Linked DNA regions of Homo sapiens: region 2 is linked to region 1. The links are chromatin loops, found by intact Hi-C in ENCODE. Cell type or tissue: GM12878. All regions are shown on one strand. Links, peaks and the distances in the headings refer to the core of each region. The heading gives the core; the rest is flanking DNA.

What was found. Peaks named below come from ENCODE experiments on the same cell type or tissue, not always from the same donor. Only the 100,000 strongest peaks of a DNase experiment are listed, where the experiment ranks them.
Region 2: a loop joins it to region 1, with 6 times the contacts of the local background. A loop is called at or near these places in 16 of 110 quality-filtered maps.

Annotation. Positions count from the first base shown.
Region 1 is chr17:36,628,033-36,630,937 of GRCh38, forward strand. It overlaps a transcript of MRM1 not described here. Among named protein-coding and RNA genes, the nearest start is that of MRM1, 28 kb to the left of the region's middle. In GM12878, for the core only: a CTCF peak has its summit at 1,420 (motif pointing right); a DNase peak (open chromatin) is centred at 1,429.
Region 2 is chr17:36,754,407-36,757,311 of GRCh38, forward strand. The region is part of intron 6 of LOC105371750 (a long non-coding RNA gene); the gene reads left to right. Among named protein-coding and RNA genes, the nearest start is that of MRM1, 150 kb to the left of the region's middle. In GM12878, for the core only: a CTCF peak has its summit at 1,367; no DNase peak of the experiment used is centred there.

The DNA.
Region 1 (2,905 bases), core at 301-2,800:
TTTTTTGAGGGCCTACTGTGTTTTATACTCTTTATGAATGCCTTTGCAAATGCCCTCTCTCTAATCCCTTTAACAATTGTGCAAGTCAGGAGCTTCAATACCATTTTACTGAGAGAGAAAATGTGTATGTATATATTTTGAGTCTGGGTCCCCCTATGTTGCTCAGGCTGGTCTCAAACTCCTGGCCTCAAGCAATCCTCTGGCCTTGGCCTCTCAAAGTGCTAGGATTATAGGCACGAGCCACTGCACCTGGCCAAAATGTATGTTTTGGCAGGGCTAGAAACATGTGTTGGTTCAGCTCCTGGATTGCAGAACAGGCTTCTCTAACTGTGCCTGGGAACATTCAGTTCAGCTGCAGGCAGATACACACTTGCCATGGGCTCAAAACTGGGCTGGGCTTCCGGAGGGGAAGAAGAGAGAAACAGAGACCCTAGGAAGCTCCGAGTCATGGATCAGGTGGGTGGGAGTAGATGGATATAACCATGGAAAATGGACATGCAGGATGCAGTGTGAGATGCAAGGTGCAGTGTGGCCAGTGCTCCGAGACCAAGAGAATGATGGAGACCCTGTGCCAGGTGCTGCAGAAGCGGACCCCCAGAGAGACACTGACTCAGCGATGGAGGCCCTGAGAGAGATGAGGAGGATGAGACTGGCAGTTACTGAGCCTCTGATAAGCAGCTGACACTTTGCTGAGTGCTTCAAACTTGTTATTTCACACAATGCTCATCACAACCCCATTTTACAGATGGGGAAAGTAAGGCTTAGAAATTTCAAGTGAATTTCTCAAGGTTACACAGCTCATGTAGAGCCAGGATTCAAACCCAGATCAGCCTGACCTCCCTGCCTGGACTTAGTGGTCTTTTGACTCCATCAGGCTGATCAAGGATGGAGAGAGAGAGAGAGGAGAGTGAGTGAGAGAGAGAAAGAGAGAGAGAGAGACCCATGAAACAGATTGAGCAAGGCATGGAGTGCAGGCTTCATGCACACGGTGGGGCCTCTTCTGGGTCTGACAATGCCTTAGCCCCTGTTCTTTGAGGCTCTTGTTTAAGATTTGCCAAAAAGAGGTCACCCAAATTATGGCCGATTTAGAAAGTTTACTTTTCACCAGTGCACACAAAATAGTGCAAAGAGATTAGGCTCTTCGAAAGGTCATTTTAAGCCTTTCAAATAGTGACAGGGCCCTGCAGGCAGTGTCATCCTACATTCTCACACTGCAAGGGGACTGCCCTCGCTGGATTCTAGGGTCTCTCCCATGACTGGAGGAAAAGTGTCATCTGGACACTATGTCAGAAGTCTAGATTTGGCGCCCTCTGTGAGTCTGAGGGCGTCTCCCCTTCTGCACCCGGCCACCCCCATGAGAGGTCCTGCCAAGTGGGTGAGCTGCGGCGGCAGGCAGGGGTGCAGTGCCCATCATTCACACTAGATGGCGCTCTGACATTGGACAATCCTCTGAGCATGTGGCTGCCTAGTGGCCAGAGGGCAGGGCTGGATGGCTTTGAGGGGAGGCTGGTCTCACTGGACCTGACACCCCGACCTAGGGTAGGCCAAGGGGCGCCGGAGATGTCAGAAGCCAGGCTGGGGACCAGGAACTCTGCTCCTCCACCCGTGACTCCTGGTCATTCTTGGGTCGGGGCTGAAAGCGGGGCAGTGGGAGGAGCAGAGGGACCAGAGGGCAGCTGGAGGGGAGGGATGGGGTGGGGGGGGGCACATCAGCAGGCCCTGGTGGGGCAGCCCGGCACCCCTCAGCCAGTTAAGGGCCTGGGGAAGGTTGTCCTCTCATTGACCACTAAAGCCTAGGGCTGTAGACCTGGGGTCTCCCAGGAGTGGTTTGGCCATCTGCCTTGCCCTTGGACAAGGGGGCTGGGTAAGAGGCATGGGGGCTTGTTTACAATGCCTGCAGCTGGTAGGAAAGGAAGCCTTGGCAGATGTGACTGAAGGATCAGCTTTGCTTGGAGAGCAAGACCCAGGCACAGGACCTAAAGGCCTCAGGTTTGTGTCCCTGTTTAGGCATGTGACCTTGGGCAAGCCACTAAGACCTCTGCTTCCTAATCGTTTCTGCTTTCAGAGTTGGGAACCTTGAATGAGATCATGCACACAAAGGCACTCAGCACACCAAATGCAGGGCATCCCTCCTGTCCTGCCAGTTTGCGGAAGTGGCATCTTGCATTATTTCCCTGCCTGCAGGCCCAGTAAACACTCAGTGCTGTTGAGTGATTGGTGCCTGGGGGTGGAGGCAGCTGGAATTGGCAGTGTTCCAAAAGGGGCCTCCAAACCTTGTACTTGGGGGAGTATCCTTGAGAGACCCCGTCCTCAGATGTCCACATTTTCCCTGTTTGGAAATGCATGCCTTGGAGCTGGGCCTGACTGCTCCGCTTGCCCGCTCTTTGTCTCGTCCGTTGTCTGGGGCTCTGCGGGATCTAGAGAGAAAGAAAGGAAATCCCCAGCACTTGCTTGTGGGACAAGAAAGCAGAGGGGTGGGCTTTTCAGGGGACCTCTTCTCCAGCAGTCTGCTTGCCTACTTCCCTCACATCTGGTGCCAGGGGCGGAAACTGAGGCAAGGGAGAACCTTAAGGACAAACTACAAATCCCTGAATGCTAATAGGGATAGGAGAGTGAGGTGGTGAATTGACTTCCCGGTCCCATTGCAGGGACTGAGGGGGTCTGTAACCCTCGACTCCTGGGGGAGAGGTCTCGAATGGTTCGCTAGAGACATTCGAGGAGTTAGGAGATGGGCAGGGAAAGGTCTGGGAGGAGGAAGTTGAGGGTAAGGGCATTGGGGGCAGATTTATTTGGTTAACAAATGTTCCACAAACGCTCAGTGAGAACCTCATGTGGGCTAGGCACTGGTCTAGGTGCTGGGACTCGGGGGCCCAGGTGAATAAGCTTCCCGTCCTGGGCGAGTTTC
Region 2 (2,905 bases), core at 199-2,698, 130 kb after region 1:
GAACGAGGTTCCTCTGGCTACTGGTCAAGAGCAGGCTGTGGGGCAACAAGGGTGGAAGCCCATTTGGAGGCTACTGCAGTCACCCAGGTGAGAGGCAGTGGTGGAGAGCAGTGGTCAGATTCCGGATGAATTTTGCAGGGAGAGCTACCCAGGTTAGCTGATGGATTGGCTGTGGGGTTGAGTGAGAAAGAAAGGAGTCAAGGGCGACGAGGCTCGGAGAGGTTAGGGTGGGCTGCTTCTGAGTGTGCTGTGAGCCAGTGCCTTTCTCTTGTACAGAACATGTCCAGACTGCTGTCTCCAATAGCCTATACCCTCCAGTTCCCTTCTCTCCTGCTCCGTGGAGCTCTGTGGCAGCCATTTCTACTACAGTGTGGGCCTTGCATGGGAGCTGTTAGGGAGGCATGTGCACACACACGCACACTCACATGTGTGTGTGTTCATGGGCTGCCTCCAAGAGCTTCGATCCTGTTTTATGTGATGGCATGCAGGCCTCCCTCCTCTGTTTTATGTGATTGCATGCAGGCCTCCCTCCTCTGATGAAGAATTGCTAAGGAGGCCAGGTGTTGTGGCTCACGCCTGTAATCCCAGCACTTTGGGAGGCTGAGGCGGGTGGATCACTTGAGGTTAGGAGTTCGAGACCAGCCTGGCCAACATGGCGAAACCCCGTCTCTACTAAAAATACAAAAATTAGCCGGGCATAGTGCTGCGCGCCTGTAGTCCCAGCTACTTGGGAGGCTGAGGCAGGAGAATCACTTGAACCTGGGAGGTGGAGCTTGCAGTGAGCCGAGATCACACCACTGTACTCCAGCCTGGATGACAGAGCAAAACTCTGTCTCAAAAATAAAAAAAGAAAGAAAGAAAGAAAGAGAAGAAACGTTAAGAAGCTGAAGCCCTTCCATATGTCTGAGCCTTGGTGTATTCATCTGAGAAATGGGAGTGAGGATTGTGGAAGAACCCTGGGTTGGGCTGAGGGCTGGGCAGGTAGGAGCTAGAATGCCTGGATGTTGTTGCCATGAAGCTAGGAGAGGGCTGGAGGTTCAAGAAGGTTTCTAGATACCTGGGTTGGGGGAGGGGGTGCAGAGGGAGTGGGGTCAAGGTATGAGGCATGAGTCAAGGGTGTGGGGTTGGAGGGTGGGGTGTGAGAGGTGGGCCCTGGGAAGAGCTGAGGGACCAGTCTGGGAGGGGTGAGGTGCTTGGTAAGTACTTGGTAGAGGGCGCAGCAGGTACTCTGGCGAGATGCTGGGTACTGCAGCATATATGCAGCGTGCATGATGAGCTCTAGGTGTTCGGGGCTCTCTGGTGAACGCGCATCACCTTGTTTACCTCCTTTCATACTCCTGTCCACTTCGCCAGCTCCACACTGCCCCCTGGCAGTGCCTTGTGTGCACCAGAAGTGAGTTCTCCCTGGGGCCTTGGCATTCCGTTCCCTCTGCCAGGATTGCTTATCCTGGATGTCCACGTGCTCTTTTGCCTTCTCCATGGCTTTGCTCACAGGTCCTCCCCAGCCAGGCCTTCCCTGACCCTATCCAATCTGCAGCCCCACCCAGCGCTCCCTCTTCCCTTCTCTGACTTCATTTCTTTCCATAGTGTGTGTCACCGTCTTTCATCTATTTCACTGATTTTGCTTATTATCTCCTTCCTCTAGAAGCTAAGCTCCATGTGGGTAGGGACTTCTGGTTTTTTTGTTTGTTTGTTTTGTATTGTTTTTGAGACACAGTGATGCTCTGTTGCGCAGGCTGGAGTGCAGTGGCACGATCTCAGCTCACTGCAACCTCCGCCTCCGGGGTTCAAGTGATTCTTATGCCTCAGCCTCCTGAGTAGTTGGGGTTACAGGTGTACAACACCATGCCCAGCTAGTTTTTTGTATTTTTAGTAGAGACTGGGTTTCACCATGTCGGCCAGACTGGTCTTTAACTCCTGACCTCAAGTGATCTGCCCACCTTGGCCTCCCAAAGTGCTGGGATTACAGGAGTGAGCCACCACACCTGGCCTGTTGGTTTTTAACGGTGGTGAAATGTACATACAGTACTTACTATTTCAATCATTTGTAAGTGTACAATTCAGTGGCATTAAATGCATTCTCACTGTTGTGGAAGCATCCCTGTCTATACCCTATACTTTTTCATCATCTCCAAAATAAACTTTGAGCCCATTAAACAATAACTTCCCCATCCCTCCCCCCCCCAGCTCCTGGTAACCTCTATTCTATTTTCTGTCTCTGAATTTGCCTATTCTGGGTACCTTATATAAGTGGAATCCTACAATATTTGTCCTTCTGTGTTTGGCTAACTGTACTTAGCATAATATTTTCAAGTTCGATCTATGTTGTACTATATATCAAAATTCCATTTCTTTTTATGGCTGAATAATATTCCATCACCTGTACACACAATGTTTTGGTTACAACTGCGTGCTCTGTGCCTGGCATAGTGCCTGACTCATGGTCAGTGCTCAGTAAATATTTGTTGAATGACTGAGTGAATGAATGAATGACTGAGTGAGTGAATGAATGAATGAGTGAATGAATGAATGAATGAATGAGTGGAAGGGGTGATGAGTCTTTATGGTTTTGTTTTTGTTTTAGAACCATCGTGTTTGAGATCCTAGAGAAGTGTTTGCATAGAGATGACAATAAGTGCCCCTGGGTGTTGAGGAGAAAGGAGGATGAGGGGTAAATGGTGTGTGAGCAAGGGTATGAAGAGGGGGTACAGCTGGTCTCCCGAAAGGGGTTCCTTCCTGCCCTGGGCAGAGCACCTCCACCCTCCCTTCCTCACTCCAGAGGAGCCTGGGGCGGGAAGTCTTCTGCAGGAATCCAGTCTCAGACTCCCTGCCCCTGGCCTGCTTTGGCTTCTCCTCTCCCTTTGGGGTGCCTGGAGTGTATGTGGGGTGCTCAGAGCATATGTGG